Linked DNA regions of Mus musculus: region 2 is linked to region 1. A link is a contact called in ENCODE POLR2A ChIA-PET data. All regions are on one chromosome and are shown on one strand. The core of a region is the stretch at or near the end of the contact, and the rest is flanking DNA. Distances in the headings are between cores, read along the strand shown. Region 1 holds the start of H2ax (H2A.X variant histone). Region 2 holds the start of Ddx6 (DEAD (Asp-Glu-Ala-Asp) box polypeptide 6).

The links. ChIA-PET counts read pairs that join two places held with the same protein, here RNA polymerase II (POLR2A).
Region 2: POLR2A ChIA-PET joins it to region 1 with 14 read pairs in embryonic stem cell. The contact joins the promoter of Ddx6 here to the promoter of H2ax in region 1. POLR2A ChIA-PET finds 5 or more read pairs at or near these places in 4 of 5 experiments (Patski and embryonic stem cell).

The regions. Positions count from the first base shown.
Region 1 is chr9:44,333,324-44,338,359 of GRCm38, forward strand. It overlaps H2ax (H2A.X variant histone), which reads left to right and starts at 1,392. Exons shown (of 1, transcript NM_010436.2): 1 at 1,392-2,754. The coding sequence starts at 1,439. The coding sequence ends at 1,870. It overlaps Dpagt1 (dolichyl-phosphate (UDP-N-acetylglucosamine) acetylglucosaminephosphotransferase 1 (GlcNAc-1-P transferase)), which reads left to right. Exons shown (of 9, transcript NM_007875.3): 9 at 1-572. Hmbs (hydroxymethylbilane synthase) reads right to left here. Exons shown (of 14, transcript NM_001110251.1): 9 at 4,592-4,705; 10 at 4,329-4,367; 11 at 4,033-4,152; 12 at 3,795-3,848; 13 at 3,603-3,689; 14 at 3,025-3,522. The coding sequence ends at 3,349.
Region 2 is chr9:44,603,214-44,607,952 of GRCm38, forward strand. It overlaps Ddx6 (DEAD (Asp-Glu-Ala-Asp) box polypeptide 6), which reads left to right and starts at 1,679. Exons shown (of 14, transcript NM_181324.3): 1 at 1,679-1,739; 2 at 3,910-4,379. The coding sequence starts at 4,180.

The DNA of each region.
Region 1 (5,036 bases), core at 142-2,641:
ATCTTGCCTTGCCCTCCCTTTCTGTCCCATCTGCAGCCTCACCAGGTGGGCTTGTAGCCTCTATTATGCAAATATTCGTAGCTCAGCTTTCAGAGCGCTAACTCTAAAGGAATTCACCTGAGCCTTGAGAGAGAACCTGGGCTAGGGCTAGAGTTAGGGCTACATACTCCAAGGTGACCTCACATTTGACTATCAAATGAAGTGTTGTGATTGGGAAGCGTAGAGGCAGGGCCATGTGCTCAGAACGGTGACAATAAAGGACTGCCTTTTACTTGTTCCTCTAGTGTAGCATCCCCTCCCTCTGTCCTTTTTAACCTTCGTGGTGCTTCAGGAGTGAACACCGGGGCTTCCTTATACTTAACTGCTCTACCACTGAACTATATGCCAAGTCTGGTATATTTATTTTTTATATAGGCATTTTAGGATAGATTGGAAGGGTTAGACCGGGTACCTTTCCCAATAGGATACCGATCTCTGTTCCATCAGACCCTTTCTTGCAAAAAAGGCCTGTCACAAACTAAGACCAGACAGAACATGTTGAATAAATATCGCAGCACAAACTTGTGATAGCATAAAAGATCACAGTGCTCCATTTTCTGGCATAGGATTAAACTCCTAGGAGGTTTCATTTCGTTTCTTTTAAACCCTCCCTCCCTTTAATCTGCACTAGGGAGGCAGAGGCAGGCTGATCTCTGAGTTCCAGGACAGGCAGGGCTACTCAGAGAAACCCTGTCTCAAACAAACAAAAGCCAGATGGTGGTGGCGCACGCCTTTAATCCTCAGGCTTGGGAGGCAGAGGCAGGCGGATCTCTGAATTCAAGGCCAGCCTGGTCTACAGAGTGAGTTCCAGGACAGCCAGGGCTACACAGAGAAACCCTGTCTCGAAAAACAAACAAACAAACCTAAAAATAATAATGAACAAATAAACCCTCCGTCTACCAGATTAGAGGAGGGAGTGGGAAGTGCTCTAACCTGGAAGGAGAACGCTGCTTATAGTGTAGACCCTTTTCCTTTAAGACCAAAGACCGACTCAAATTTCCCAGAAACTGTAGAGGTAGCTCCAAGCTCCACCCTTCTAGTCTTCAGGTTTTGTTGTCGCGCCGTAGCGTTTAAATTTCGCGCGCTCTACACGGATTGGCCATTTCCAGGGGTGAGCAGCCTCCGGCTTGCGGCCACTCCGCCTTGTCTTCTTCCCCGGGTAAAAGGTTTTCAAATTGGACCAATCACTGGGCGCGTTCTCTCAGCTAAGGCGCGTCACCGAAGGGTTAATTGCAACCAACCAGAGGTGGGTATTAAAAAAGGAACCAATCAGGAGGAAGCGGGGGCGTGTCCAGGGAGTTTATAAGGCCGGGCTTGGCCGGCCAGGCGACCGTTGACTGCGGCGGTTGGTAGTTCGTGGTCTCTCAGCGTTGTTCGCAGCTCTTCTACCTCGTACACTATGTCCGGACGCGGCAAGACCGGCGGCAAGGCCCGCGCCAAGGCCAAGTCGCGCTCTTCACGCGCCGGCCTTCAGTTCCCTGTAGGCCGCGTACACCGGCTGCTGCGGAAAGGCCACTACGCCGAGCGCGTGGGCGCAGGCGCGCCGGTGTACCTGGCAGCGGTGCTCGAGTACCTCACTGCCGAGATCCTGGAGCTGGCGGGCAACGCGGCCCGCGACAACAAGAAGACGCGCATCATCCCGCGCCACCTGCAGCTGGCCATCCGCAACGACGAGGAGCTCAACAAGCTGCTGGGCGGCGTGACCATCGCGCAGGGCGGCGTCCTGCCCAACATCCAGGCCGTGCTGCTGCCCAAGAAGAGCAGCGCCACCGTGGGGCCCAAGGCGCCGGCGGTCGGCAAGAAGGCCTCGCAGGCCTCTCAGGAGTACTGAGGGGGCCCGCGCCGAGGCCGCCCAGCCCTCCCCACACCTCCACAAAGGCCCTTTTAAGGGCCACCACCTCCCTCACAGAAAGAGCTGAGCCACTTCGGGCTGCGGCGGCTTGCCGCGTCCCCATCCTTTCTCTTTCCCTCCTCTCCCCTCCCCGCCCTCGCGCCACTCTTCCCCTTACCCCGCACGGCCTCCGGTTCTGCCACGGAGGACGCGGGCGCCGCGGCACCTGCCCATCCCGGAGCTCGTGACATCGCTTCGCCGTTCTCGGTTGTGGACGACGGCTCCGTGCGGAGAGGCTGCGGCGCCTTCCCGGAGTCTCGGCCCCTCGCTCAGACGTCCGGCCGCGGTGGGCTTGAAGGTTAGTCCCTCCGCAGCTACAGCCCCGGCGTCTTTGCTTCAGCTTGGTGCTTAGCCCTCGCCTGGACCTTTGAAAAGTGACTTGATTGCCGGGCTTAGAGGAGGAGAAATGGATCACATTGTTTCCTTCGGTGTCACCGTTGCTGGCCTCATACCAGTTGACCCTGTCGCCATTCGTAGGCCAGTGTGGTGTGGCGGGGCCAAAAATGGTTGTAATGTGAACCCAGTTTCTCTAGGAATACCTCCCGGCAAGGGTCAGAGAGACGCTTACCGGCCTGTGGACAAGAGTTCTATACCTGCCGCAGGCGACTGGCAGCCGGGCCTAGCCATCCATCCCCTCTTCCCCAGCGACTCAACTACAACCCAAACACCTAGATACCAGCACAAGCCGGTGAATCCCTGTCTGGACTGAGCCTCTGGCTTCTGAACTGGAACTTTTGCAGCTATTACAAGTTTAGAACCTTAAGTGGGGAGATTTAATGGGCTAATTTTATTAAAGGATCGTTTGGTTTTGTTTTTTTAAAAAAGTGGTTTAATGTTGAATGCTGTAGTCCCAGGGCTGGACATATAGCTCCGTGGTAGAGCCATGTGCCTGGCACATCTTGGGAGAGAATGGGACTTCCCTTTCTGCAGGCCGTGGGAGTGGGAAAGGCTATGTAATCCACGAAGATCCCGTTGACTGAAGACAGGCTGTAGGAATTGAAGGCTGATTTTTTTTTTTTTTTTTTTTTTTTTTTTTTTTTGAGAACATGAGGCAAATCACAGCGTGTTTTACAACAGAAAGGTCTCAGACTCAATTCAAGTTTAAAAGGGCTTTGGGTTTATTCATATCTTCCCCAACTCTATCAGAAGAACCACATTCTAAACTGGTTTATTAGTGGTATTGGTTACATTCAAAGATTGGCATGGACTTTCTCTAAAGAGATGAAGCCCCCAACTACTGAGGGAAAGGCAGATATGGAGGCCCCAAGGTGAGGCATATCTTCCAAAGTGGAAGTCTCAACAACCCCGTGGTTCAATTTCCTGGGATAATCACATCCCTAGGGATGGAGCACAGGGCACTTGGAAGCCAGAAGTAGGCAGTGGAGTGGCAGCCAGGGTTCCTGTGCCCTACAGACCAGTTAGCGCACATCATTAAGCTGCCGTGCAACATCCAGGATGTTCTTGGCTCCTTTGTTGAGCAGCAAGCTGGCCAGGCTGATGCCCAGGTTCTCAGCAGCTAGCTGGGCTCCTCTTGGAATGTTACGGGCAGTGATTCCAACCAGTTGTGGGTCATCTTCTGGACCATCTTCTTGCTGGATGACAGGTTACAATTTTGGTAAGAGGAAGATTACAAGCAGTTCTATTTATTCCTTCCTCATCTCCCAGTCAATACCTGAACAGGGACCTGGATGGTGGCCTGCATAGTCTCTTGCATGCTATCTGAGCCATCTAGACTCCAGACTCCACCAGTCAGGTACAGCTAGGAAATAAAATGTTTGTACCAGGATATTTAAAGAAAGTTACTTAGATGTTTCGGTGCACATGGAAATGACAGTCCCTCCCCTCATCCATTTCCCTGGCTTACTTGCCCATCTTTCATCACTGTATGCACTGCTACGGGCACGCTGCAGCCTCCTTCCTGCAATGATATGTTCCTTTGAGCTCTAAGGGCCTTTAACACCACTTTTGACCACAGACCTCAAGGGGCCAGATCAAGGTCCTCTCCATACATACAAAACATTACATACTGAGTACTTGACAAATCTCTCTCCCTACTGCCCTTCCTGGTTTCCCCACAACACCATGGGAGGAGCCCATCTTACCAGGTGCCTCAGAAAAGCCCTTTCAGCAATGCAGCGAAGCAGAGTTTCAGGATCGTGCAACACACTCACTAGGTCCAAGATATCCTGGTCCTTGGCTCGGACTTCCACGGCTAGGGCTCCCTAAAGAACAACAGGCCTGATCTTCTCTAGTAATAGAGCTAAGCATGAGAAACACACCTCTACCTGCTTCCCTGGGTCTTATGCATAACAACCAAACCTGTCCCTCTCTAAACATCTTATTTGATGGATAGCAGGTGCCAAAGGTTATGAACCAGGTTCTCTCCAGGCAAACCTACCTGACCCACAGCATACATGCATTCTTCTGGGTGCAAAATCTGTGGAGAGAGACAAGATGGTGGGATAGGGGATGTTCAAAGGCAGTGAGCTAGGGTTTGCCAATCTAGGAAGCCTGGGGAAGGCACAGGTAGGAAGTCCAGCAATGAGTCCCAATATCCCTAGCCTGGGCTTCTGGTTGTAGTGTTGTTGGCAGAATGGTCAGGAAGAAATCAAGGCAGGAGAGAGGCAGATTCAATGGGAAGCAGAACAGGGCAGCTCCTACCTGGCCCACCCGGTTCTGCCAGCCCATGCGCTGTAGGCCAGCCACAGCCAGGACGATGGCACTGAATTCCTGCAGCTCATCCAGCTTCCGGAGGCGGGTGTTGAGGTTTCCCCGCTGTGGAGCGTTGCTAAGGAGAAGTCAAGACCTACCCAGTGCACCCTCTGCCCCACAGTCTCTTTTCCCCCCTCTAGCTAACTTTTAAAAAACTTTTGTTTTTGTTGAGTGGTGGTGTATACACCTTTAAATCCCAGCACTGGAGGCAGATACAGATCTCCATGAATTCAAGGCTAAATCTGGTCTACAGAGAGAGTTCCAGGACAGGCTGGGCTATACAGAAAAAGCCTGTCTAGAAAAATGGTAGAAATGAAAAAAAAAAAAAAAAAAAAGCTGGGCAGTGGTGACACATGCCCTTAAGCCCACAATTTGGGAGGCAGAGGTAGCCGGA
Region 2 (4,739 bases), core at 429-2,928, 270 kb after region 1:
AGCAAGCAAAAGGGGCAAACAAAGCCTCATAGCTTTTCCTAAGAGATCACTTAGCTTCTCTCCAGAGTGAACACAAGGTATGGGCCTATTCCCTTGCAGGAGTAGCTATTTTAAAATCTGGGTGGGAGATAAAAATGCTTTAAACTCAGAATTGCAAAAAGCATCACCATCATCATAATACATTAAGAGTGCTGGGTGTGGTGGCACAAATGACAACTGGCTATTATTCTACTCTGTGCTTGCTATGGCAAGCATGCACTGGAGTTTGGTAGACTTGGGCTCTCAAGTAAAAAACAAAAAACAAAAAACAGGAGAGCGCAGCGGTTTAAAAGGGGGGGGGGGGCTTCAGACTTATTCTGATTGGATGTTGCTAGCTAAGAAGCAGGAGGGCTGGAAGCAGGGAGTCATTGGTTTAGAGAGCATATTTGGCTTTCTCTGATTGGTCTCAAGTTGGAAGCAGCGGTAAAAATATGGAAGCTGCAAGTCAGTGACTAAGTACTGACTGTCCAGGATTCCCTAACGTCGGTGTTTAGTAAGGAATCGCACTGTCCCAAAGGGTTTAACCACTGTCAGTATTTCCAGCCCTCCAGCAGCGTAAGACGCGAGTTTTTAACTTTCTCCGGCCCAGCTCGATTTTTACTTAACAAACAAAAAAGTTTGTTTTGCTTGGAACAAGACGACTTTCTAGGTTAAGGATAAGACATCAGGATCCGAGAATCATAGAAACAAACGCACAAATATCTGCAGTAAGGGTCAGGCAGGAGAATCTACGGGTCTCCCATTTGCACAGCGAGCCCTCACTGGTAGAGGCGATCCGCCCTTCTTTCTAGAAGAGTGCCACTGCGGGCAGGAGCAAAGGGTCACCTCGCCTGCACTCCGGGTTTGATAGCCCACGACCGAGGGCGCGCTCCCGGCTCACTGCTTCCCCCGGTGCCCCTTCCCGCTCCCTCTCAGACAGCATCGGCCCCAAAGGCCCCACTTTTCTGCACGCCCTGGCCTCGCAGCGTCCTCCCGGCCATCCCAGCTCAGCTTCCGGACCCGCGCAGGCTGCCCTCCGAGTGTGTCCGAGGTCAGCAGTCAGCAGACGTCCCCTCCGGCCCGGGACCCGTCAGCCCAGCTCCGAAGGGACGAACGAAGGCAAGGGCGACAGTCCTCGGCCACCGCCATTCATTTCCCCAGCGGTCTCGTCAGCTCTGCAGGCAAGCCCTCTCGCCCGTCCGTCCATCCGTCCGTCCCTCCGTCCCGAAAGCAACCCCGTGTTTCCCTGAGCTCGGCCCCGTCAAAGGCCGGTCTCTCCCGACCCTCGCCCGCCGCGCCCAGGAAGCCGTGACGCCGCGGCGGCTGCAGCTGCAGCGGCCGAGCTCTCGCCATCTTGTGTGGAGGAGGAGGAGCCGCGGCCGCCGCCATGCGGAGCGGCTGGGAAGGAGGGAGGGAGGCGACGGCGGCGGGCGAGGGAGGGGGCAGAGCAGCAGAGTCAGCTCAGCCCGGCGGCGGCGACATCGGGGGCGCCGGCACAGCGGGCGCCGGCCGAGGTAGTGCGGGGTGGCGGCGGCGGCGGCGGCGGCGAGCTGCGCGGGCAGCGAGCGTCGCGGCGGGGGCGGGGCGGGGCGGCGGGCGTCGCGGCGAGGGGCCGGGTGGGGGCGGGCGGAGGTTTCCGAGGAGGAAGGAGCCGCCGCCATTTTGGGAGCTTCGAGTCAACAATAAAGGACCGAGGGTGCGGAGCGGGAGTGGCCTCGGTGGTAGGACTCGGGCCCGAGCCGCGGGGCGTGGGGTGAGGCGGCGTGGTCGGGGTCGGCAGGATCCTGAGGGTATCAGGGAGCCCCCTTCGGGCAGAAGCCCGAGGCCCAGGCCTGGCCCGGGAGGACGGGCGGGTGGCCGCTGAGAAGAGCGGGGGCGGCGGAGAGGAGTGGAACCGAGGAATGTGGCGTGTGCGGGGTATGGAGGAGGAGCGGCGGGGAGCTCTGGACGAGCGGTGCGGTAGACGGGAGCGGGGACGGAACACCGGCCGGGACACCCGAGTGAGGTTGGGAGTGCGAGGCAGGGCAGCCCTGCGGGGGGTGGCAGGGCTGTGCTGGCCGGGGACTCGGCTGGGAGAGGAGCCGCGGCTGCTCGCTTGCAAGTAGGCCTTGCAGGTTGGTGGGGACAGAGGGTTTGGGGGAGACTCGGCGGCGTAAGAGGGGAGGAGAGGCGGTCCAGTTTCGGGGTTCTCTTCCGGGCCTTCTGAGGGGGGGGAGTCCCTATTGTTTCCCACTCGCAGAGCTGGTTCCGGCTCTTGTGGCGCAGATAGGATTGCAGGGCAGAAACCCTTTTGCTTTTTGATCCGAGGGAGCTGGGTTTGAAGCGAGGGAAGTTGGGGGAGGGGGCGAGGAATTATTGCCTTACGGTTACCGGACTCCGATTCTTGGCTTAGGGTTTTCCCTTCGCCATAGCCCCCCTTTACCTTCGTAAGAACCCCAATCACTCCTACTTCCTGTTGAGGCGTATAGAAATCGCCCTGTATTTGCAAACAAAAGCCCTTGTTGGAGCTTATGGGACTGTTTTAGGTGTGAAAACTGTCAATTGCTAACCACGGTCTGGGCCCTGCTGTAATTAACTCTGCCAGGGGCTCCTCCCAACTAAGTCTTATGTTCCTTCGTGGTTTTGTTTTAGGAATATAACTTGCAAATCTAAATTGGGAAGGGGTAGGACGAAAAATTTCCCACTGAGCCATAAAGCTGCAGTGCAGGTATCCGTTTCTGGAGGGAGCAGTTATCGAAGTCTCTGGGTTTAAGGCGCTAGGAGGTTTTACTGTGCTTGATTGACAGTACTGATGGTGTCGGTTAGGATTCAGAGGTTGCCCCCTTCATCCTCTTAGTGCTGTACAAACAGTAAGCCTTCCTGTTTGACGGACCTGATACTGTTGATCGTATGCTGTCAATACAGAAAATACCTATTGAGATAACAAATAAACAATTTAATGTGATAGAAGCATTTGTGAGCAAGTTGATGTATTTAACTTGAGATATCTTTTGACTTCTAAATTATGGATTTGGGATACTTGGTTTGAGGCAAAGATAACCAGTACTAATTAAGCTAGTGTTTCGGGTGCCAGTGAAATGTAAGGGGGTTACAAAATAAAACTGAAGGAGTTGGACTTATACTTACAAGTCCTTAGTAATATTTTATTTACCAAATTTTGAGAATTCCATTTGGGGAACAATTTAAAGTAGAGGAGGTTGACCAACTCTTTCTTAAAATAACTGTTAATTAGACGCTGTATTCTAGGTGATTTGGGAGAATTTTATTAAACCTGTAAGTTTAACTCTCTGGTATTTCTTTCCCCCTTAACTACAGGACTCCCCGCCCCCACCTTTGAACTTTATTTTGAAAAGTGTTGTATTAAAAGGCAGCACTAACAGCTTTCAACTTTTTTTTTGAAAAGTCTTCTCGTTTTAAGGTTTTTGGTTTCTGTCAGAAATAGAAAAAAAGTTAATAACTTGTCTTGGTCAAATCTAGATGTACATTAAGTAAATTGAGTGATATTTCAAGTCTTAATGCAATTAAACGTAATGACTTTTAAAGGTGGCAGGACTTCGAATTCATCAGGGGCGATTGGAGAACAGATTGTTATTTGAGAGTGAATTTGAATTTTATCAATAGTATCTTTCTGCCTCACTTTCTCTAAGTTTCTTTGATCTTGGAATTTTAAATGTTTGAGGTTAGATTTTTTTTTTTTTTTTTTTTTTTTTTTGTAGATTGGGTTTTTTAAGGCAGTTCTTCGATGTGTCTTTCTTATCTCAAGTAGTGATTTGGCCTGAGTGTGGCTGTTAGTGGTTCTCTAGAAGGTGAGCATTCTAAAGGAGCTCTTTAAAAGGGAACAATTTTCCCCCAACTTTGTTGTCTGCTAATTTAATTTTTTCTTTGTTTCAGATTGAAGTGAGTGAATTCAGATATAATTCAAGCTTGTTAGAGGGCTTTAAAAAAAAAAGTTGATTCGGTGCATGAAAGCAAGTTAACTACTGCTGCTCACCGTTGAGAGACTTACAGGTGCTTGCCTGAACTGCAATAAAGGACTCATATTATTGAGCAGGACTTATTTATCTCTTCATTTTGGAGAGCCTCATAAACTGTTATTACAGTTTCTCTACTGACTTTGAAAAGTTTGAAGTTTGGAAGAGACACCTGTGCAGCTAACAAAGCATGAGCACGGCCAGAACAGAGAACCCTGTTATCATGGGTCTGTCCAGTCAGAACGGCCAGCTGAGGGGCCCTGTGAAGGCCAGTGCTGGCCCTGGAGGAGGGGGCACACAGCCACAGCCACAGCTGAACCAGTTGAAGAACACCAGCACAATCAATAATGGCACTCCACAGCAAGCCCAGAGCATGGCCGCCACTATTAAGTAAGTGGAAGAAGACCTTGGGGACCCGCAGTTTCTGGTTATTTCTGTTGTTGACTACTTTATGCCTTACATTAACTGTTTTGATTGCAGTTGGAGGATAGATCATTTTGTCATGGCCCAGTAGGTATTTGTAATCAAGTAGTGTGTGACCTGCCATTGTAATCGACCCAGCAAATAAGGAACATAGACGTCTATAAATTAGTGTGTTAAGAAATAAATGTGCTGGTGTTAGTTCAGTGTAGAAGGTAATACCAGGTTCTGCGAATAAAATTATCCCATTCTGTTTGCTTTTGAGCAGGCTTACTTGGTAGCCAAAGCTGACCTGGAACCTGTGGCAATCTTCCTGTTTAAATCTACAAA